3 separate regions of the Mus musculus genome follow, and regions 1 and 2 are each linked to region 3. The links are chromatin loops, found by intact Hi-C in ENCODE. Cell type or tissue: heart. All regions are shown on one strand. Each heading gives the region's core, and the rest is flanking DNA. Links, peaks and the distances in the headings are about the cores only.

The links. Peaks named below come from ENCODE experiments on the same cell type or tissue, not always from the same donor. Only the 100,000 strongest peaks of a DNase experiment are listed, where the experiment ranks them.
Region 1: it touches region 3 in a loop (2.6-fold over the local background); 2 of 42 quality-filtered maps call a loop at or near these places.
Region 2: it touches region 3 in a loop (5-fold over the local background); 14 of 42 quality-filtered maps call a loop at or near these places.

Annotation. Positions count from the first base shown.
Region 1 is chr12:78,327,408-78,335,515 of GRCm38, reverse strand. All of the region lies in intron 1 of Gphn (gephyrin), which reads right to left. Among named protein-coding and RNA genes, the nearest start is that of Gphn, 100 kb to the right of the region's middle. In heart, for the core only: a CTCF peak has its summit at 3,221 (motif pointing left); no DNase peak of the experiment used is centred there.
Region 2 is chr12:78,744,736-78,752,843 of GRCm38, reverse strand. Mpp5 (membrane protein, palmitoylated 5 (MAGUK p55 subfamily member 5)) reads right to left here and starts at 3,897. Exons shown (of 15, transcript NM_019579.3): 1 at 3,738-3,897. In heart, for the core only: no CTCF peak of the experiment used is centred there; DNase peaks (open chromatin) are centred at 3,333 and 3,983; H3K4me3 peaks cover 2,654 bases; H3K27ac peaks cover 1,894 bases; H3K27me3 peaks cover 294 bases.
Region 3 is chr12:78,222,885-78,230,992 of GRCm38, reverse strand. It overlaps Gphn (gephyrin), which reads right to left and starts at 4,338. Exons shown (of 23, transcript NM_145965.2): 1 at 4,152-4,338. The coding sequence starts at 4,215. In heart, for the core only: a CTCF peak has its summit at 4,991; DNase peaks (open chromatin) are centred at 3,262, 3,612, 4,322 and 4,522; H3K4me3 peaks cover 3,074 bases; H3K27ac peaks cover 2,574 bases.

The sequences.
Region 1 (8,108 bases), core at 980-5,979, 110 kb before region 3:
CCACTGGATGGTTTTAGCTCCCTTGTCGAAGATCAAGTGACCATAGGTGTGTGGGTTCATTTCTGGGTCTTCAATTCTATTCCATTGGTCTACTTGTCTGTCTCTATACCAGTACCATGCAGTTTTTATCACAATTGCTCTGTAGTAAAGCTTTAGGTCAGGCATGGTGATTCCACCAGAGGTTCTTTTATCCTTGAGAAGAGTTTTTGCTATCCTAGGTTTTTTGTTGTTCCAGATGAATTTGAAGATTGCCCTTTCTAATTCCTTGAAGAATTGAGTTGGTAATTTGATGGGGATTGCGTTTAATCTGTACATTGCTTTTGGCAAGATAGCCATTTTTACTATATTGATCCTGCCAATCCATGAGCATGGGAGATCTTTCCATCTTCTAAGATCTTCTTTAATTTCTTTCTTCAGAGACTTGAAGTTCTTATCATACAGATCTTTCATTTCCTTAGTTAGAGTCACGCCAAGGTATTTTATATTGTTTGTGACTATTGAGAAGGGTGTTGTTTCCCTGATTTCTTTATCAGCCTGTTTATTCTTTGTGTAGAGAAAGGCCATTGACTTGTTTGACTACTAGAGCTATGTTTTATTAAAAATACCTACTTATAAATATTGAAATAACTATGATGTGTTTTACATAGAATCTTTTTTGTAGGAATAGGGAGTACCAATATATAAATCTCACTTTAAAAGTATTGTTCTAACCATCAGATCCTTCTACAAAAGCCTATACTAAACAAAAGTGGAGAACCAGCATGAAATCAGGTACCGATTCCATCCAGCTACTTCATTGAAGCTGTTTATCAGGTTTAGGAGTTCTCTGGTGGAATTTTTAGGGTCACTTATATATACTATCATATCATCTGCAAAAAGTGATATTTTGACTTCTTCCTTTCCAATTTGTATCCCCTTGATCTTCTTTTGTTGTCTAGTTGCTCTGACTAGGACTTCAATTACAATGTTGAATAGGTAGGGAGAAAGTGGACAGCCTTGTCAAGTCCCTGACTTTAGTGGGATTGCTTCCAGCTTCTCACCATTTACTTTGATGTTGGCTACTGGTTTGCTGTAGATTGTTTTTATCATGTTTAGGTATGGGCCTTGAATTCCTGATCATTCCAAGACTTTTATCATGAATGGGTGTTGAATTTTGTCAAATGCTTTCTCCGCATCTAGTGAGATGATCATGTGGTTTTTGTCTTTGAGTTTGTTTATATATTGGACTATGTTGATGGATTTCCGTATATTGAACCATACCTGCATCCCTGGAATGAATCCTACTTGGTCAGGATGGATGATTATTTTGATGTGTTCTTGGATTCGGTTAGCAAGAATTTTATTGAGTATTTTTGCATCGATATTCATAAGGTAAATTCACCTGAAGTTCTCTATCTTTGTTGGGTCTTTCTGTGGTTTAGGTATCAAAGTAATTGTGGCTTCATAGAATGAATTGGGTAGAGTACCTTCTGCTTCTATTTTGTGGAATAGTTTGTGCAGAACTGGAATTAGATCTTCTTTAAAGGTCTGATAGAACTCTGCACTAAACCCATCCGGTCTTGGGCTTTTTTTTGCTTGGGAGACTATTAATGACTGCTTCTATTTCTTTAGGGAAAATGGGACTGTTTAGATCGTTAACCTGATCTTGATTTAACTTTGGTACCTGGTATCTGTCTAGAAACTTGTCCATTTCATGCAGGTTCTCCAGTTTTGTTTAGTATAGGTTTTTGTCGAAGGATCTGATGGTTAGAACAATACTTTTTAAGTGAGATTTATATAATGGTACTCCCTATTCCTACAAAAAAGATTCTATATAAAACACATCATAGTTATTTCAATATTTATAAGTAGGTATTTTTAATAAGACATAGCTCTAGTAGTCAAAAATTTAAATCTAAGTGGAACTACATTATTTTCCTAATTTGAGAGATTCCAATTGTGTTTTTAACCACTCATGTAAATTCCTAATCTTCCAAAACAATATCTCTGATATACAGGTCAAATTTAAGTACATTATTACAAATTAATTACAAAATCAAACTGAGTTATCTAGCACTAAGCCTTCATATGAACACCACAAATTTTGAAATTTAGCCTTGGGATAAGACCAAAAACAAACAAATAAACAAACAAACTAAAACAAAATAAAAACAAAAAAACAAAATCAACAACAAAAAACCCAAACAAGGAAATATACTGTTTTCATCTTCATTAACTACCTGTAACTAACCAAAAAAAAAAAAAAAAGATTATACAGTATTACTATAGTCATTACTAAAATAAACTCAGCAGAATCATTATATCCAATTAATAAACATTTTCTTATTGTGTTTCTTTAAGAATAATATAGATTCCAAATAACAATTTACCTCAAATGTATATATTATTAGCACTCCTATTGAATTTTTGTTCTTCAGTGTATATTTTTATTATAATAATAATCATGAAAATACAAGCTTGATTACTAGCTTGATTATAATCAATCTCATCAGAAAATAATCCCTAAGCATCAACATGCTTGGCTCAGAACTTCCCAGAAATCTTGTCTTCATAGCTTACAGCCATGTACCAGGTTGTATCTGTAAATCTGCTATTCTCCTTTAACTATTATCTATAACTCAAACTAAAGGGGAATATAACATACTGAAATACTTGGTAATATTGTCTAAAGCTGTAGTTGGCAAACATTTTTTTTCTGAAAAGGCCACAGCACATATTCTCTCATTCCTCCCAACATGACACTTTAAAAAATATTTTTACTTGAAACAGAATCACATCATTTCCCCATCTACCCTATAGAAAACACTCTTCCTTCAATACCTCCGTGCTTCTCTCCTACTCTCAAGCTTTCCTTTGATTATTATTGTTATATACATAGAAACATATGTACATATAATACATATATACTACCTACTGATTCTGTTTTTATTGTGTGTATATAAATATGTATACACACACGGGCTCGGGCACACACACACACACACACACACACACACATTTTTTCAGGACTGACCATTCCGGAACTTTTTTTTAAAGTAAAAATATCTTTTCTAAGCTCAAAAGGATAAAATCAAGCTTCAGACAGATTGGCACAAAGGCTGTCAGCCAATTCCTAGTGAAGAAGTACAGCTTATAATTCAGCAAATTGTGCTGATCTGCTTTAACCAGTTGGTCCTTCAGATTTATCCTTGGATCTAGTAGATGGCTGCCACCCAGTGGCCACCATCAGATTTTCACTTATCTGAACTGTTCATGAAACAAGCTCAAACACTTAGGAAGTCCGTACACTACACAGAATACGTTCAAGGGCTTTATTTACAAATTTAAATGAATAAGAAACTTATTAGAAATCCAAGAGTTAAATTAGATTTTCCTCACACTAAAACAAACTAATTCACATGCATATATCAGTAATAACAGTAACAGAAATAGAATGGCTGCAATGTTGGGGAACAGCAAATAACATAATGTACAGAGATAGTATTGATACCAAGAGCAGGGGTTATTTTTCTCTCTCCTTTGGCTGTTTGCTCCAGACTGGATACAAGCCCCACAATTGTTCCTCTCCATGTAATTTTTAAAATTTGGAATTCACACCATCTCATGGACTTACATTACACTGAAGTGTTCCAACTCAGATTTCAGCACTTTTAAACCCCAGTACTCAGGAGGTAGAAGTAGGCAAATTTCTAAGTTTTACGTCTGTTATGAGTTTGAGGCCAGCCTGGTACATAGTGAATTCCAAAACATCCAAGACTATACAGTGAGACCCCATCTCAAAAAAATAAAAATAAAATAAAACAGACTTTAGCACTTTAGTCAACTCCTATAGCCCAGCTTTCCCTCAGAAAAATAATGACAGCAACTGTATTCATTCAATAACATCATAAAAGTTTAAATCTCTTCACTCCTTCAAAGTTCAATCTGTTCTTCTCTTATCCCACTATGTCCATGTACTCTGACTTTAGCACTTCCAAGGAGATAAAGTACATGGGAAGCTTTGGTGATTATTATAAAAGTATAACAATCAAAATACTGTTGTACTGTCACAAAATAGAAAACTTGATCAGAGGAAAAGGAAAACAGAAAATAGAAATAGATCCTCACATTTGTTATAAGACAATGATACAAAGCAATAAAGTTGAGAAGAAATACAGGTCTTCATCATATAATGTTGGAAAACTAAACAATTAAAGAAACTGGTTTTAATACAAGCCTCAATCTATATGTAAAATAACCCTTAAAATACATAACAGATGTAAAACTTTGAATTGCTTAACTTCTAAATATACATATTAGAAGATCATTGAGTTTTTCTTTAAGGACTTGGGAATTTCTTAGAAGATATAGAAGAATACAATCTGTGTGAGAAAAAATGATGAGAATATAACTTTTATAGTGAAATAATCACACAATCATAAAAAGTTGAAAAAAGTATAGAATTCACTGTGCTTCCCCAGTTGTGACATATTATTTATTGTAATACTAAAGCTAGGCCATCCTCTGCTACATATGCAGCTGGAGCCATGGGTCCCTCCATGTGTTGTACACTATTGTTAACTAGCATACAAACATCAATTTTCACCAATATTTGTATGTATATGTATGTATTGATTTAGTTTGCTTCAATGCAATTTATATCATGTTTAACTACTACCAAGATACACAATAACTTCAAAACTAACCCGAGGGTAGAAACAATGCTCTCATTATTACTCTCTGTATTATATACCTATACTATCTAGTCCTCATGGCAATCACTTATCTGTTCTTCATTCTAACGGGTTTTGCTTGTTTGCTTACTTGCTTGCTTGCTTTTGGGGATGTAAAAATGGAATCACAGGCTATGTAACTTTTTGAAGTTAATTTTCTTTATTGTATGCCTACCCTGTACTTTACATCTATTATTACAAAAGTACAACACTCTCCAGCCAAGGAAGCAAGTAGGCTAATTACAGGACTTCACCTCTTCCTTCACCATTACCAAATAAATCCCTCAGTCTCATCCCCATCTCTAAGGAAAAACACCAGCTACAGCTTCACACACACCTCAACCCCAGTGATCACACAGATCTTCACACACACACACACACACACACACACACACACACACACACACACACACCACAATTTGCTTTACCCCAGGCACCAAATACAGCAGGCATTTCCTGGGAACCCACAGGCTACCTCCGCCAGAGAAACAGGTAGACAGCTATAGATCTTCACCTCTCCCCTATACCCAGCTCTAAGGCAGGCCTCCTGCTTTCTGCAGCCTCTCCACACTCTCTGCCCTTATTCCCAGAGGACTAAGTAGATCCTGCTGGGACACTCTGCTTTCTTTCCTTTTGTGAACCCACTCAGCCTCGCCCCTCCTATCCCATCCCTACTACTCAGTATTAGCTCCCAATACCTAAAACATATTTCCTGGAGTCCCAGTGACCACACCATATAATGATCCTAGAAAAGAAAATTCTACCAGGTAACATACAGCCATCATCCTCTCCTAAGAACAAGAGAGAAAAACAGAAAGTAAGGCACAAACAGACACCCAACAAAGACAGGACCAGATATCAGCACCTAGAATTCAGATACCTAGATGCCAAAATAAAACTACAATCAAGAACAGTTAGGACAATATGTCTCCCTCCACTAGAGCCCAGCAATCCTATCACAGCAGGCCCTGACGATTCCAACATAGCTGAAGCACAAGAAAGACCTTACATTTGCCTTAAAGAGGGAGTAAATAAATCTCTTAAGGAAATCTATTAAAACACAAATAAACAGTGAAAGAAAATGAATAAAATAGTACAAGACAAGATTGTGGAAGTAAAATCAAATAAACCCAGAGGGAAATCTGAAAATAAAAAATTTAGGAATTCAAGCAGGAACCTCAGAGGCAAACCTCACCAACAACATAAAAGATGGAAGAGAGATTCTAGGTATTGAGGAAATCATACAAAATATGGATATCTTGGTCAAAGAAAATTTAAATCTAAAAATAATCCAGACTCAAAATATCCAGGAAATCTGAGATACTATGAAAAGACAAAATCTAAGACTAATATGAATAGAAGAAGAAGAAACCCAGCTCAAAGGCACAGAAAAATATTTTCAATAAAACCATAGAAAATATTTTCTCTACCCTAAAGAAGGAGATGCCTACTAAGGTACAAGAAACATATACAACACCAAATAGACTGGACCAGAAAAAAAAGTTCACTTGGCACCAACTAAACAAAGCACTAAACATACAGAATACAGAAATAATAATAAAAGAAATATTAAAACTTGCAAGAAAAAATACCAAGTAACATGAAGGCAGACCTATTGGGATAGAACATGACTTCTCAATGGAGACTAGAAACACCATAAGGGACTGAACAGATGTTCTACAGACTTGAAGAGATCTCAAATGCCAGCCCTGAAGTAGAAATTTTTGGTTTCTTTGGAGACTCAGATGTGCCATATGATGTTTTTTAGGAAAATATCTATGAGGGGATGTTTTTGCTGAAGCAGACACATGGGAGGATGTTTTGCTAAGAACAGACATGTGATGTGTTTTTTGTTTGTTTGTTTGTTTTTTGGAAGCAGAAGCCTGGAAAAGGGCACATGATATTTTGCTAGAGTGGACACTCAAGAAAACCCAACAGTGAACGCTGCTGTATGGTATTGGTTTGCCTTGCCATTCTTTGTTGGTAATCATTCTTTCTTGCTAATCATTGTTGGGCTTTGTTGATGCTGATCTTCACTGATGGCAGTTTGTGGTATTGGTGTTTGTCAGAAAAACAAACAAACAAACAAAAGAAAAGAAAAAAATCTCATTATAGAAGCTGCAATGGATCGAAGTATGTTTCGCCATACTCTTTTGTCCACATTTCTTTGCTTGTAAATGTTCATTGCAATAAGTCATTGGTTCAAGGCCTCTGGCTTTTGTGACACTATCAATACTAGGTTGGTCTTACAGGAACTCCTCTCAGATATCCTATTGTTGCCCTGTGATTTGGAGACTTTTCACAAGTTGCAGCAATTTATTAATAGGGGCAATTTTGGGGTGGGCCAACTTATATCCCTGTATTTGGCGGTAGCTGAGGTCATCAGTCTGCCAGCTCTTCCAAATCCAACCCAACAAGGCAGACTCTCAAGCACTGTCCCAGCTAACTCATTCAATGCCACAGCTACAAGGGGGAGAGCCAACATTCCTGCTCTCATGCTCACTCAAGACAGCAGGGCCAGCTCTACTGTACCTCCTGGGAGAGGCTAGAAGGAACAGGCTCGTGGTGAAGGGTGGGGCCAGATCTCTAGCTCTCATGCTTCCAAGGATAGCTCTCCCACAGTAATCAAGAGAGGGGTGGGGCCTCTTCTGTACAGTTAGTTATCAGACATCAACATGGCCCGCGTAGCAGCCTGGTATAACAGACTCCCTACTTCAGGGCCATTAATCCAGACATGACCTTCATGGCATGCCATGGCTCTCATGGTAGCATGGGTCAGAGTCTCACCATGGCCTTAGGTGACACTGTTGTTTACTCACATCAGGCTGTTCCTCACTACCCGTGAGTCTCCAGTTTTGTCTCTCTCCATTGTACATCTGTGTTTTTTTTCCTCTTCCATCTCCCCACCACTTACTTGCTCATCTTCGTTGTTACCCAGGGCCTCTGGGGTCAGCTAAAAAGTGGTCTCAGGATTGCTATGCCCTACCCATGCCATGTGACACTGGGCAGGAGTTGTCTAGAGCTGGTTGTCATCAGGTTCAGTGGTCCCAGACTGGGGCGGGGGTTGCTTGCTACCCACCCAAGCTGCAAGCTGCCAGGCTGGGGACATCTTGGGTCTGGTCTGTTGGCCCAGGCCTCATGGTGCCGTACTGTGATTTGTTTGTTTTTTCAATTAGAGACAGAAAAGAGAGTAGCTCCACATAGGAGAGGAATAATGGAAAACTAGGAGAAGTAGAGGGAGGGGAAACCATAATCAGGATATATTATTTGAGATTAAAAAAAAACTTACAATAAAAAAATTAAAAAGTTAAAAATAAAAAGGTACAACAATCAAAAGTAAGTAGGTGTGTGTATGTGTGTGTGTGGATACTGTATATAGTATCAGAAGCAAATTCA
Region 2 (8,108 bases), core at 2,041-7,040, 520 kb before region 3:
TCAGGAAAGATGAAACCTAAAATGTATCATGCTAAATGAAAGAAAAGGAGAGATGGTGCTTGCTTAAGCAGCACATACACTAATGCTGGCAAGGTAAAGATTAGCATGGCACCTCTACAAGGATGGTATGCAAATACTTGGAGTATTTCATACCTTTACATAGACTTGCAAGACATGGCCTGTGTAAGAAGAAAAAGACCTCAAGATAATGGTTTAAAGGGATGCAAAGGAAACAAGGAAGAGGTGAGGAGGACTGAAAAGCCAAGGCTGGTGCCAACAAGGCAGGTGTACAAGGAGGTGCGTAAGCCTCACGAGGAAGGACAATCTCCAGCTTAAGTAAGACATAGCTGGGCTTTGAACAGTCTGCGTCTCAAACCCCTCCCCAAAGAGGAAAGGCTCCGTGTGTCTTTCCACATGTGTGCAGTACGTATACCTTTCACAAAGGATTTAATAAACTAAAAACTTCAAATGAATGACAAGAAAAACTAGATAATACTATTAAATGTCTTAAAAAGAGAGATTATAGGAGGGAAATCATTAGTTGCTAGGAGTAAAGTCTGGGGGGAGGCTGACTTTAAAAAAAGATAGTACATGAAACTGTTCCGTTTCTTGACTGTGCCAATACATAAAAATTTAATCTTTTAAAGAAAGGAAACAAATACATAATTTCTCATCCATATGGTCAGAAAAATTTAAAACTGACAATGCTAATCATGGGCAAAGATAAGAAAACACTTCCACTCATAAGAGTAAATGCAGGGAAAATCATTTGCCTGGCTGCAACCAATCAAGTCAAAAATGCACAGCAAACTGCAGTCAACAGTTCCCTTTGCAGGTGGTATACATCTTGGGAAAACACACATCTTTCAGAGACACACTGAAGGATATTCATTAAGCACTGTTTGAAGTATTTAAAAAAATAGAAAAAACTTCAAAAAGGAATAAATTGGGTAGTTATTGAAAAAAAAAAAAGGAAAAAACACAGATAGAAGTGAGGAGGGCAGGACATACAACCTTGGCAGTAATTAATATGATGTGGAGAAAGTAACTTACTGATTTAATTAACAATTAGTAAAGAGCTGGGCGTGGTGGCACATGCCTGCAATGCCAGTACTTTGGAGTCTAAGGCAAGAGAATGAGGAGTTTGGGGCCAGTCTAGTTACATTACCAGGTGTAGGTCTGCTTGGGCTACATACCAAGCAAGATGCTAGGGAGGAGAAGTGGGCAGTCACGTGCAATGAGAACACCACTAAAAGTAGAATACCAAAACAAGTGTGAAGTATTTACTTCACACTCATCACCTCTTCTACAACCCTAACTTGTCCCTGAGACCTAAAAATGTTCTGTACATACATAAGATGACTTCCAACTTAATGATCCTGTAATTTACTAAGTGTATAATAAACACTCCAAAATCAGCAAAACATCAGAGAATTAATAGGTCACATTAATATACGTAAGTCAGAACAATTTTTTCCCAAAACATTTCCAAAATATTGTACACGGTAACATATGAAAAGAAAGCATGAATTTTACCTGTGGAAAAGTTAAAAGAATATGCTAAATATTGTCATCTTAAATTTTTTGAAAGTCTGATGATTGTGACATTTAAATGTGTGTTAACTTTGTAAGACTACAGTGCTCACCAGTCCAATTTGAGTGTAAATGTTAATATGAAGGTAGTTTGTTTGTGATTAACATACAAGATCCATCAAAGGACTTCAAGGAGGTTATTCTCAATTATGTGAGTTTATTAATGCATGCTGTGCACACATTACAGGAGAAACCTCAACAGAAGAGAACACCAAACAGTGGCTCAGAACTCTGGTCTACACAGTATCTTAAACAAAGAACAGAAGTATTTTAGACATGACATGACAGAAAGCAGATTTGGCTTTTGTTTACATAGGTAGGGGACTATAGGTAGTGAGTCTGAGCTTTTTAATCAGACCACAATACAGTAGCCTAGATGGAGGGCTCAGCATTAAAGAGCTCTTGCTGAGGAACCAAGTTAAGCTCCCAGCACCCACAATGGGTGGTCCCCGAGAGCCTGTAACTCTAGTTCTAGGGGAATTCAATGCCTTCAGCTGCCACTGGCACATGCATATATGTGTCAATATCCCACCCCCATGAACATATAAATAAAATCTTTTTTCAAAAAAATTACAATTCCGAAGTCGACATGCATAGCTAAGTCACTGTACCACTTTGGATGACCCTTAGGTAGAATTATATTAAGTCTCTCATCTATTTTAACATTATATTTATATATGTGTATGTGTGTGTGTGTGTGTGTGTGTATAAAATCACTAAGGAGTCCACCATTATTTGTCAAATTCAAGGTGATGACTTTTAGTCATTCGTGGCAAATTTACTCAATTTTTAAAAGATTATGAAACGCTGGGTGTGGTGGCGCACACCTTTAGTCCCAGCACTCAGGAGGCAGAGGCAGGCGGATTTCTGAGTTCGAGGCCAGCCTGGTCTACAAAGTGAGTTCCAGGACAGCCAGGGCTATACAGAGAAACCCTTTCTCGACGCCCCCCCCCCAAAAAAAAAGATTATGAATCTCTTTTGATATCTTTGTCTTTTTTACTTATAAAGCTCTTTAAATTTTAATGTAAGCCTGCTATTACAGTTTAGAATGATCTTTAAAACAAGAAATCGTGTCCACAGAAATACTATAGAAACAGCTCGTCAAGAAAGGATAGTGTTCATTCCCACCAATACCTATACTTCAAAGACACCAGCACACCACATAATTTGTTACTGTTGCAAAAGTTAACAAGTTATTAATTTCTGGCATAATTTAAAAGGATAATTAGAATAGTATCATTAAAACATTACAGTGCCTTATTAAAACCAGAAATACCTTCCACCTTATCCGCTAAATCAAAACTTTAGAATTCTTGCTACACTGGCTTTCAGAATTTAAACTCTTGAAACTCTAAATTAGACACAACACACTAAGTAAAAACCCTCGTAGGTGCTGCATTCATTTTAGAGTAAAGTGTCATGGAAAACTTTTCGGCCGAATCTAAATTCCACACACATTACTGTGTGTCAGTCAGCTGGACAGAAGGAGAGAGCTATCCTTAGTCAGTTACGTAATTTACAATAAGGATCGTTCCGAGCGGCATTCATTGAAAGTAGCTCTACCAAGCATTTACAGGCTTCAAAGTTCACCGGACAATCTCCGTCTAAGTTCTGAGAACGCACTACTCTTTAGCAGTGGTCACAAGGAAGCAGGAACTGTTTATCCGCAGAACGCAATGAGTAGCAGAACACCAGGGGCTGACTCAGGCACCGGAACGCTGGCTGCATTCCGTCTTCCACGGGAAAGTGTTTCCCAGGCTGGTTCCCCGATCCGGCCAGGGGTGGGGTGAGGGAAGAGTCCCAGAGACTCGCGAACTCCGGGCCTGGGCGCAGCGAGACGACTCCCTGCCGTGCCCCCGGCAAGTCCGGCGGGGTGGCCCGCCACCGCGCCAAGGTGCGTCCCCCCCACCCCCACCCCCCGGCCCAGGGAACCAACCGGCATCGCGCGGGGAGCGTCCCTCCGAGGGACAAAGGTTGGGCTGCCACCGCGGCGCCCGGCTCAGCCTGGGGCTCTCCCCAGGGAACCCTGGCGGTGCGGCGGGTCTGGGAGGGGGTGCGAGCCCCGCCGCCCCTCCCCCGCCGCGCTCCCGGGAACCTGTTGATTAAGATCGCCACAGCCCGGGCGCTGCGGGTCCGCCCCTTACCTCCAAGCCCCGGCGGCCGCCGATCCTCTCTCCCTCCCTCGCTCCTCAACGCAGCCCAAGCAACAGCCCTCCGTCTGGCGGCCCTCAAAACACTGGATAAAGAATCCAGAAACTCCCGATTCCTCCCACCTCGGAGTCTCCAGTCCCCGCCCCCTCCTCACCGCCAGCCTCCTCCGTCGCCGCCGTCGCCAGCAACTCCTCCTCGAGGCCGCGCGAGACCGGCCCCCGCGGCTGACGCGAGACCGCGCACGCGCCCCTGGGACGCTGGCGCAGCGGGCGCGCCTATCCCAGGCCGTTCCTGGCGCGGCCCGCCCACGGCCCGGAGAGAGGCTGGAACGGATCGTCCAATCCTGAGCGCGCGTGGGGAGAGGGCCCGCTGATTGGTCCGCTCTTCCCCCCCCCCGCCTCCCGGGGGCTCGGCCGCGCGCACTCACCCGCCTCGAACTGCGAAGCGTTCGTTCTAACCGCTGAGTCGCTTCGCTGCCTCAGCCCACCTCCTCGCCTCTGTGTGGGGTCGCCGTGCTTCCCTGAGACGGACTCGGAAGCCGCTAAGGCTCGACGGGGCCTGGGAAGCGGTCATCTCCTGAGAAAAATCCGATTCCCTTGGAAGAGACCCCTGTTGTCCTGTCAGGCACATCAAAAATGCTAATGCTCAAAACAACCGTGACGCCAACACCTGGTTGTGTATAAAGTTCCACACAATTCCCTGATTCCACAGACGACTCCTTTCTGAAAACCAGGAAGGATGTCAAAGGCCACAGTTGTCACAGAATTCTCCGGAGAGGATTGGGAGTTACTTAGGCTAGTCCCAGCGCGAGTCCATGCTGTCAGGACACACCTATGCCACCATCTGGGAAGGGTGGGCACGGAAAGTGCTATGAAAGTGTGCGCGAGGAACTGGATTTGGAGCAAACAGAAATATGTTCTATGTAGAAACCTCTTCTGCTGGACCTAAATCCATTGCTTCAGCCTGTTGAGTTTTCTCAGGGGCACATGTCGTAGACAACTGTCCCTCTGTGCCTTCGTATATGCAATTAATCATGTCTTTATTTCCTCCCACCGTGGTTTTTAAGCACCATTCCCAATATACCCAGGCTCCTACCTACCTTTTTCCTCTTATGGGTTGTTAGTGTCCCCAAGGAATACTATGCCCTCTGAAGTAAGCACAACTTTTTTTGGGGGGTGGGGGGAGGGCGAAATCCTTCTCTTCCTGGATCATCAAATTCAAATCTTACTGACATTTTATTAAGTACTTAACGTTGTTTATTGGTGTTAGTAAGGCAGAGCCAAGGACAGGACTTTTTTACATACCACTAAAGACCTCTTTCCTTCTGTCAAACATACCTCAGTGGACTTTGAGTACAGACGGACAACTTCCAAATATATGTAACTGAACTGTCTGCTTAGTTCATCTTCACAAAGAAGTGAGAATTTGTGAACTGCAAGTGGACTGTCTCCAGAATTCCTAGACACTGTTAGCCACACACAAAAGGTTAGTGAGTGTTGACATTCCTTTCTACCTTTTTTTTTTTTAATGCATAAGACATTAGGTAACAAGTACTCTAGTTCCTTTTTTAAAAAGTGGTTCCCCCACCCCACCCCCTTTTTGGAAATGTTGACATAAAGCTAGCTTACTCTTGTTGTGAGGACTGTTCTGTGCATGATAATGTGTTTGACAAAATAGTTTCTGTCCCTTAGATTCCAGGCACATCTCCCTTTCCAAAAGTGACAAAAGATGTTTACAGATATAGCCAAAGGGTGGGAGGGTGTTCTTTTTTAAAAGATGTATTTGTTTTTTATTTTGTGTATATGCATATTTGCCTGCATTTATGTGTATGTGTTACCTATTGCCTGGTGTTTGGTGAGGCAGAGATCTTTGGATTCCCTGAGTCTCAGACTGCAGACAATTACAATTCACCATTTGGGTGCTAGGAACTGAACCCATTTCCTCCTCAAGAGCACCAAACATTCTTAACACTTATCTTTCCAGGCTCCTAGAAAGCATTTCTCTTCATACCTTCCAATAGCCCCATCCAGACAGCTTTCCAAAACATTTCTTCCCTAATGAACACCCCTGCCGGGTAACTACCTTGCCTTGCTTCCCCAGTTGCTTAGGTTTTCCTCTTGTAGGCTCCACTCTGATAAAATGATCAATCACTATTAGTGTGAAGCAATGGGGCAGCTGCTACTCTGGAAATATGGGAGATTCCTTTATAAAGTACAGGAAATTTTTATTATTTTATATCCTAAGTATAGAATATAAACTTTTTATTTTTAAAAAGAGAAGATTGTGGCAAATATGAAACCTATTCTTTGGTAAATAGAACATTTTCCAGAACCCCAATATCACACTAATTACTGGCCTTGTATGCAAAAATGGGTACCTGAAAGAGCAGAAAGTATAAAAACTGCAGGCAAAGTGATGAGAGTGCTATTATGTGGATGTGCAACAAGCCTTCCTGGACTTAAATTTTCTCATTTGTAACTTAAGAGGGCTTTTGTTTCTGATTTTATGACTGGGAGCTTCTGCAAATGGAGTCTAACATGGGTAGTACGGGAGTTAAGACAATATAACATTCATCCCAAAGTGGAATAAAATAGTAATCAGTAATTTATTTTAAAACCTCCTGTTTGAAGAACTAACTGTTCGTCCTTGTCAGAAGGCAGTCCACCTGCTGAGTCACCCTGGCTGATTTGTAACTAAACATTACGGATGAATAGAGAAAGCCAAACTGTAAAACCAACTGTAAGAAGAAGAACAACCATAGGACACGTTCTTCCTCCTTCTTTGTCTTGATATCTGCTTATATCACCCACCGATGTATTAAAGTAGTAGAACGCCATGCTGCTTTAAATTTGGGGGAACATTCAGAATAGCATTGTGCTATAGGAGTTGAAACAGCTGATAGACTCTGTCCTGGAGGAATTCACAATAAAGAGACAAGGTAAATACAAACAGTAAAAAAAGTATGGAAAATGAAATTAAAGAATCAAAGAAAGATAAAGTTCATGGCAAGAGGACCTTTACTAGCTAATTGGAGGTAAGGACAAGGACAAAGAATAAACTAGTCAGAATACCGCAATAATGGGAAAATAGGTAGGAGTTGAGATTTTTATTAAAGGCTACAAAATTTGATAGATTGGAGAAATAAGTTTAAGAGCTCTGTTGCACAAAATAGTGACTATCCTTAATCATGTATGGCATACTTGAAAAACAGAGTAAATTTTAAGGTTCTTACCACAAAAACTAAGCATATTAAGAAAAGTTAATTAGATCAGTTTGGCCCTTCTTCAAATATACACACATTTGAAAACATGTTAAACATCACAAATATATGCCATTTTCATAAATTAAATTTTTAACTAAATTTAAAATTAAAAAACAGACTGCATTAGTCATTTTCCAGCACTGTATTATAATAACCGAGAAACACAGAGAAAGGCCTAGTTGGGCTCAAGGTTTCAGTCCATGGATACTTATCACTCTTGCTCTGTGGCCCATACTCATGGGAGCAGGAACACATAGTGTGGCAAAGCAGCTCAGGTCACAGATGACAAGAGGAGGCAGAGCAAGAGAAAGAGTGCAAGGGATACTCTGGGAACAAGGGATACTCTTCGAAGGTCATAACGCACAGTGGCCAACTTCTTCCAACTAGGCCCTATCTACTAATAATTCACCCGTGATGTTCTTTTGATGCATTAATCAATCTATTGATGAAGTTGCCATCCTCTCAGGGTTGGGATTGAGAGGGACACTGAGGCAGATTTATCTTTTGGGTAAGAGAGTTACTAGAAAAGCTATTAATGCTATTGACAGACAACATGACAGGGTCTCCCAGAAGTCAGTCTCCAAGCCAGTCATAGGTAGATACCATGAAAGTTCAGGTACAACAACATGCAACACAATGGGGGTCCTTTCTTATAGGTCTCCAAGGAAGGGGGATGTTTCATAGTACTGCTTGCAGTTAGACTGTCTTCCTTCTCTGGTGGTTGGAAGGAGAGGGCTCCTGCATTTCAGGGAGGGAATTAATGGCTCTGAGGATGTAAGGGAAGTGGGGGAGAGCACATTTAGTTAAAGTATACCCACTATACCTAAGTCCTCTGATATCTAGCAGCCTGAGCCTTTAAAAGTCTTTATGGAAGTGGGAATTGAATCAGGAAATTTGCTTTTATCTTGCAATCAAGGTACCTGTGGAGTCTGTGAGATAGGGAGTCTGCTATTTCCCTTAGAGTGGGTGTAAAAAAAATAAATAAAAGGCTACTGCAAGTAGGTGTGGCCTTAGATTAGCCCTTAGCTCAAAACCTACTACTTTCATGATTCATTCATCTCTTAATTGTGCCAAAAAGCTGAGAACCAAACTTTTATTCCAT
Region 3 (8,108 bases), core at 1,952-6,951:
ATCATTATCAAATTATCACTAGTCTCTGCTATAAATAGTAACATAATTAGAGGACATTAGAAAAGGAAACATTACTAAAATACTAGACTTAGGTCACCAAAAACTATATAATTTTCCTTTCCTACAAATATACACCAAATAATGACAAGTAACATATTTATTCTTAGAGGTACATAATCTTCAACATAAAATGCTTCAATGTAGGGCTTGAGAGGGCTTTGTTGGGAAAGTTGCTTCTGAGAAGCCTGGCAACCTGAATTTGATGACCAAGATTCACATGGTAGTAACAGAGAACTGGCTTTTGAAAGTTCTGACCTCCACACATGCTCCATTACACCACATGCACACAAATATAATTAGAAGATGTACAATTTAGTTTTATGTGTATCCTGTATATAAATTCTTATTTTCTTGATAAAAAAGCAGTATTACTAAAATAACAGTACTTTATCACAGGCTGAGTTTTAAATCCTAAAATGAATCAAAATAGGCCAAAAAAAAAAAAAATGCCACTGCTAAACATTTCCCTTTCTTTTAAAATTCCAAAAAAGTTAATTCATATAATAAGCTGCACAGATTTACTATATTTGTTAAATTCATAACTGAAATGAAGATCAGAAAAACACTGAGGGAATGGAGGGTTTCAGAGAACAAATACTATCTTTCAACTGGCAACAATGTCATAAAGAAGTCAATTAAGAACTTTAGAAGTAACAATGCAGTATTGTTCAGACACACTGTAAAGTGTTTATAGGGATAGACCAAATTCCACTACTCACTACTTCTAGACAAAACACTTAAAATTACTACCGTGAAACATGCTAGGAAACTTTTTTCCCCACTCCAGTCTTGAAACAGAGATCCTTCTTTGACCTCAGTCTGACCAGAGCTGAGGTTATGGACATTTACCATCATGTCCAGCAGCACCAGGGCATTTTCTTAAATCATTCCTTCTACCTTTAAGAAAGCTACAAACTGTCAGGGCCATGGTGGTGCACACCTTTGATCACAGTGCTCAGGAGGCAGAACAGGCTGGTCTCTGAGTTCAAGGCCAGCCTAGTGTACAGCTGGAGTTCCAGGACAGTCAGGGCTACACAGAGAAGCCCTGTGTTGGGGAAAAAACAAAACAATACAATACAATAACAAACAAACAAAAAGGAAAATAAAAATAGAAAGAAGGTTATAAACTAGCTGGATATGTTGGCACACCTGTAATCCAGTACTTGAGATAAGGAGTGAGATGGCAGGATAGAGTTCAAAGCTAACTTGAACTACATACCCTTGTCTAGAGGAGAGAGAGAGAGAGAGAGAGAGAGAGAGAGAGAGAGAGAGAGAGAGAGAGAGAGAGAGAGAGAGAGAATATAACTTGAAAGAATCAAGTTTCAAGAAAGAATCAAGTTTCAAGAGTAGCCTTTTCTGGGGGGGGGGGGGGGAGTAGCCTTTTAATTTACTCTAAAATTCAGAAAAAATCATTTAAAGAAAAACTGTTCTAAAAATCCCAGAACTTGAATGACATAGCTTCACTTTCAGAGCATTGTTTTTCCCACTGTTCAAGATCACATGGAATGTCAATTCATTGAATTAAGCTGTTTGTAATAAAATCAACTACTCACAGATTGGAAGTTAGTGCTATTTCTTCTGATTCTTCCCCATGCTTTTAGGTTCTATCATAGTAGACAATATTGTATTTATACCAGTAATTCTTCAAGAAAAATCCCTAGAGTTACTTCTGATTTCAAATATCCATTCTATCATCAAACTCTATTGTCCTGTTACCATTTCATCTAAATCTGCGGCTACACCACCACCGGTATGGCTGACTTTTCCTCCCAGCCTGCTGTACTTCATTCTCCTGAAGCAGCTCCTCTAAACTGTCTTTAACTCCACTGCCAACCTTATCTTCTCTCCCTGACATTATGCCACCTACCTCTTCACCTGGGCTTTTCAAGGCCTTTATGCTGCATTTTTATTCTGCTCAAGAGCCTCATCTTCAATCACATATTTATTTATAAGGTTGCTGCAACTGACTTTCAACTCCCCTTTAAACTGCCAGTTTCTTCTTGACCCTATTAAACATACTAAATTTTTCTTTCAGGTAATCACATTTTCTGTTAATCAATTTGAACACAGAATCCCCTTAGCATCTATGCCCAAAATTCACAGGCAATATATTTAGACAACTTTTATATAGTAATGATACATTTTTCAACTGATCACTTATCAGTGTTATCCCTATCAGAGCATAGACAAGAGCTGTATCTTCAGAACCACTGTGTGAAACACCTATTGCTGTCAATTGACCAAAATAAAATAATTAACTAAGTAAAAATACAGGGTAAGAGTCAACAAAGCATGCTCTTCAAAAACAAACCATTCAGCTTAAATTTTAAACATCTAGGGCCTTTCGATTTCTACAGACAGCTGACATATTTTTGTTTCTATAAAATTTCACTTTCACTTATCTATTAATTTTCAAAAAACATGGCCAAAATTAAAAGTTAACGGTGGTAAAGGGTGTGAACACTTACACCACACTGTCAGATTCTTTTAAAAAATCAACACGATCAAATCTAGGAATTGTAAGCTACAACTGAGTTTTCATACAAGGAAACAGTTGCTGCAGGGAAAGATGCACTCCATCTGCATATTCTGATTGGGGGGGGGTGTCCTTCCCTGCAACTGATTTAGATCAGTTTCTTTACTCCAGAGGCGTTGATTCGGAAAAATTCAATAAAATGCTACTAACATCTGCAAATATGCATCATGGAAAGGAAGCCCAGTTACTAAAAATGGGAAACAAAAGCAGGGGTATCCTCTTTTCATAAAAGTCAGCAGCTAAATTAAACACTGTAGTCGGTATCTACTGGCAGAATCAAAGATTTGTTTCTACTTTATAATGAAAGCAAGTTTCATTCAATTTAGTTCCTTCCCGGGCATCATCTCAACCTGTCAGAATTCTACAAGAAAAAAAATTTAAATGAAATAGGGAAGACACTAGGATTCCCTTCTACATAGCTTCTTTTTCTGAAACCACATCACTAAGTCTTGGATTTCCTTTACTCCACAGTAAGCCTCAGACTCCAAATATAAATTCTTTAACCCCCGCTTCTCCGTTCAATTACACTTGAACCATGCCAACTACAGAACCTCAGCCGAAACCCCTACAAATAGGTTTGCAATTCATCTTGGAAGTCGTGCCCTGCAGCAACTGTCTATCTCCAAACTCAGGGATATCACCCAAATACAACGCAACGGAATCAGACATGCAGAGCACACACGACTTCCGCGAGGGAGGGAAACGCGACCCGGGAAAAGTGCGCTCCTCACCAGCCTCAGGACCATCCACCGGGGAGTGAGAATGGGAGGGGGGGGGTGTCCCAAAAGGGAGGGGGAGAAAAGAACCCGACAGAGGGAAATCCTTCCTTCTCAAGGGAAAAAAAAAAAAAAAAAAGGCTGGCTCTCCCGGCCACGGGAAGCAGCCGGTCCTCGCGGAGGAGAAGAGGCAGACAGAGAGGGAGGGCCCTGTGCTAGGAAAGGCAGAAGGAAGGCACTTTCCGGGGTCCGGACTAGAGCCTAGCACCCGGCTCCCGGGGGAGGTGAGGAGTGTCCCGTCGTCTGCAGAGGGGACAGCCGGCCGGCGAAGGGGCAGCAGAGGCGGAGCAGAGTTCGCCTGCCGAACCCCGAGTCCTGTCAGGCAGGTGCCATGGGGCCGCCGGGTGGGGGGGGAGGGGAGAAAAGGGGGTGGAGATGGGATTCCCCCCTCTCGGAAGAGCTTTAGTGGAGGAGGCGCCCGGCCAACCCCGAGCAGCGTGCTTCAGACTGCGGAGCAGGAATCCCGCCGCCCGCACCGGCAGCGCGGAGCCCCGCAGCGCCCGCCGCACCGGCCCCTCGGTCCCCGGGGGCCAGAGACTTTGGCTGCTAGGGCTCCGGGGCCTGACACCCCACCGTGCCTGCCCCAGCTCCCCCGGGGAGCACACGGGAACACCCGAATCCTCAGCAGCTCTCAGCGGTTGTAAAATACACCCCCCGGTCCCCCTCCTCAGCCTGCCCTCTTCCCGAGGCCGCAGGGAAGCACCACCGCGGGCGAGAAACCTCCAGCAAGTCGCGGATAGTAGCCGTTGCGGCTCCCCCGGACCTCCTCCCCCCGTTACCTGTGAGGACTCCGACACGGATTTGATGGTCGTGGTTGGTGAGGATCATTCCCTCGGTCGCCATGTTTCCCAGCGCAGTCACCGCACTGACAGGAGCCAGGAGAAGCCGGAGCCCGGAGCGCGCCGGCCGGGAGCGCGCTTGCCTTGGAGAGCGCGAGAGCGAGGGCGCCCGGGGAGCGCGAGGCGAGCGGGAAGGAGGGGGCCGAGCGCCCGGTGGCCTGCGTGGGGTGGGGGGGAGAGGCCGCGCCAGGAGCGCGCGGGTCCGCGGAGGGGGCGGAGTCGGGCCGCGCGACCCCGAGTCCGGCCGGGAGGAAGCGATCCCGGGGTGGGAGTAGCGGCGGCCTCGCGGAAGACAGAGCGCGGAGGCGGCGGGGCAAGGCCGGCGAGACCCAGAGGCTCTGCGGAGTGAGACCCAAGACGCCTGGATGGCAAGAGACTGAGAGGGGGAAAAGGGAGCACACGCTCTGGAGGTTGCGGGGGCGGACTCGGGGACAGGGGCGGAGCTACACCCCGAGGCGTGCAACTCGTGGAGAGTGAGGGGAGGAGTGCGAGCTTGGCTGCGGAGTGCCGGGAGCGGGAAGGAGCCGGCCCAGCCTAGAGTGGGACCCAAGGAACGTTCCTGGGCGCGCGAGTAGCGCGGGATTGGCTGGGCGGACGCGGTGCGGGTGCGCGCGAGGCACGAACGCAGCCTCGGCGGGCCCCAGACAGAAGCAATCCCCCGCCGAGCCGGCAGCCTCGTCAGTTTTCCGCCGCCTCAGGCCGGCCGGCTCTGCCCGCGATGGAGCCACTCCGGACCAGGTGCGGCAGCGAGGTGGGCTCACCTCCTCTGAAGGCACCGGAGAACCTAGAGGTGGCTTAAGGAAGCGGCATGGGTGGCAGAACGGTGGCCGCTGTGACGAGAGTCCCCTCTCGGGCAGAGATAGGTTACCCTGTGCCGCCCCAGCTGTGACCTGCAGTCAATGCTCCCTCTGACTTCGCTTTGGCCCCGCTCGGTGACAGCCTACCACAGACGTCGTAGACGGAGCTTATGTGTCTGCAGCAGGGCACGTGGAGTGGAGATTCCTCTCTCTCTCTCTCTCTCTCTCTCTCTCTCTCTCTCTCTCTCTCTCTCTGTCGTCCCCTAGATGCTGTGACATTTAAGTTTCAGTGTTTCTGGAATATGGAATTACTCTGAAAATGTGGTCATTTAGTTCTGTGTCTTTCATAAAGTGTTATTAGCCACCTCTATTTTGTGTAGGTTTGCTAAATATCCTTTTCTGGCTTAAGTGTGTGTATGTTTTCTCATTTGTTCACCATAGTAAAACCTAAAAGCAAAACAACAACAAAAAAAGTATCAAAACTGTTTAATAATCTGCTCTTAGTCTAAAATCTCAATTATATGGTTATGTGCGGTTTGTATTGTTCCAGTAAGAACATAGCATTACTCATTCTATTCACTAAAGATTCACATTGTGCCTTTATATAAGAGGACAAAGGAAATGATGGGTGGAGTTGAGAAAGGATAAAATAATTCGTTTTTGAAGATATGTATACTAGTATTTCTGGCAGTGGATTAAATTTGTAAGCCAGATCATGAACTCACCTCCCATAATTACTACCAAAGATCCTAGTGGCAAAACAAGTTCTAACTGGTCTCAAAAAGAGGGAGATTGCTGAGAAAGTATGCCCAAATGTGTCACTTATCTCAAACTAAAGATGAAATAAAAATTGTTGATTACATCATAAGCTTTCAAGTCTATTATAGTCTATGTGGTACATGCAAATTCTATATGATTGGGAAAGTTTCTTAGTATTTAGAACTTCTAAACCTGCCCACTAACAGGTTCCTTCAAACTTTAAAGGTTAATAGATTAAATGGGCATGCCCTCCAACTTAGAATAGTTTATAATTTTTTATGGGAAAATAACTAGCACTTTCACAAATCAATAACAGAACACAGGACTTTCTGCATCTATAATAGTAGTAATGGTGAAATTCATTTTCTTTTCTGTACTGTGGCGTGAACTTTGAGCCTCACACACACTAAGCAAGAATTCTACCACTGAACTAAGTCTCTGATTAATTCATTAAAAGGTAGTTGTGTAGGGGGACTATGAAGTCTTAAGATTTCATGGATTACTACATTTTACTAAATATTAGTACTAAGATTACTGAAAAATAATGAAATTATTAGTCAGTTGTAGATGCTTGTTTTCCAGTTATTCAATACATATATTCCTCTCCCAGATTCCATAAGCTATAACAATTAAAATGTATACAAGAAAAACTTTACTGTCCCCAGTTCCCACAATTTTCCTTTCTGTGACTTCCATTTCCATATTATCCATGGTCCAAAAATATTAAATAGAAACTTCAAGTTAGAAAGTATATATATGATAATATTCCATTGTATACATGTGGTATTCTGAAGGATAAAGAAAGTTAAAGTTCCTCAAGGTAAATCATTCCAAAGTTTTGCATGCACACCATTCTTAGTGTAATACAATCACATGTAATCCCATTTGGTCCTGCCTGCACTGAGAATCATTCCCCTGTTCAGCACACCGAACCGAAGCAGCCATCCCTTAGTCACTGAACATTATCTTGGTCATCAGGGCAGTTGTCCCAGTACCAAGTGCTTAGTAGTAGCAATTCAGCTATGCCAAAGAGAAGCTGTAAAATTCGCCCAACAGTGAAAAAGTAAAAGAGCTCTCTGGTGTTACTAATGAGTACAGTGAGAACTAATAAGGAAAGTCTATATAAGATTTGAGACTGTAAAATTTCTAGTATACATTGGGAGTTTTAGAATCAATAGTGGAATTGCCATATTACAGTATATGGCACTATTACACTATAGAAAAATCTCAAAAGTCATTCTAAAATTGAGTATCAAGGAAACTTTTCTGGATACTAGAAGTAAAGTAGCAGTTTCAAACATTAGCACTTTATCTTAGAGGAAAAAGTTTTGTTTATTTGTGACGAATTGGAGTTGGCCAGGAGTTTATTGTGTTTATTTGGATTTAATAATTAAAAATAAAAGTTTACCATCTAAAACAAAATAAAAGGTAAACATAGTTTCATTATGAAGGTGAAATATGTTCATCAGAAAAAATCAAATTTAAGATTTTTTTCTACAGGTAGTGTATTTACACTTTACTAACTTCTGCTTTTCCTTTATCAGAATTTTAATATAAATAAGACAAAATCTTACTGGGCTTTGCTGGGGCAAGAAAATACTCAGCTCTAGACACTTTCAGAATGGATTATACCACTAAGGCTTAGTTCACAGGTCTGACTGGCTAATGTCCAGAACTAAAACCCACTCCATTAAGGATGTGTTTAAGTACCCTTTCAAATATACTTAATACCACCAAATAGTGTACTTTTCAGTGGATAAAATGGTGGACATTGTATGTATTTTACTGCAAGTAAGAAGTTGGGTAGAAAGTGAAGCTTTGATTTTAGCCAATAATTTCCTCAAAGAAAGCTAAATCATCAAGATGAACTTCAAGAGGCAGGCAGATTTCTGAATTCAAGGCCACCCTGGTCTACAATGATAGTTCCAGGATAGCCAGGGTTATACAGAGAAAGCCTGTCTCGGAAAAAAACAAAAACAAAAACAAAAAAAAACAACAAAAAAAAGATGAACTTCAGATTGCATCACTGTCCTAGGATCATCATAACTAAGTACCATAAACTCTGGGCTAAAACTACACATTTATATCTCATGAGGCTAGAAATCCAAAATCAACTTGGCAGTAAAACAAGCATCTACAACTGACTAATAATTTCATTATTTTTCAGTAATCTTAGTACTAATATTTAGTAAAATGTAGTAATCCATGAAATCTTAAGACTTCATATTCCTAACATTTCCTCTGGAAACTCTTTAGGTCCACTCTTATTCCTAAACTCCTAAATTAGCTTCTTTTATTATTGCAGAAACAAAATTACAGACAAAAGCAACTTACAAGGTAT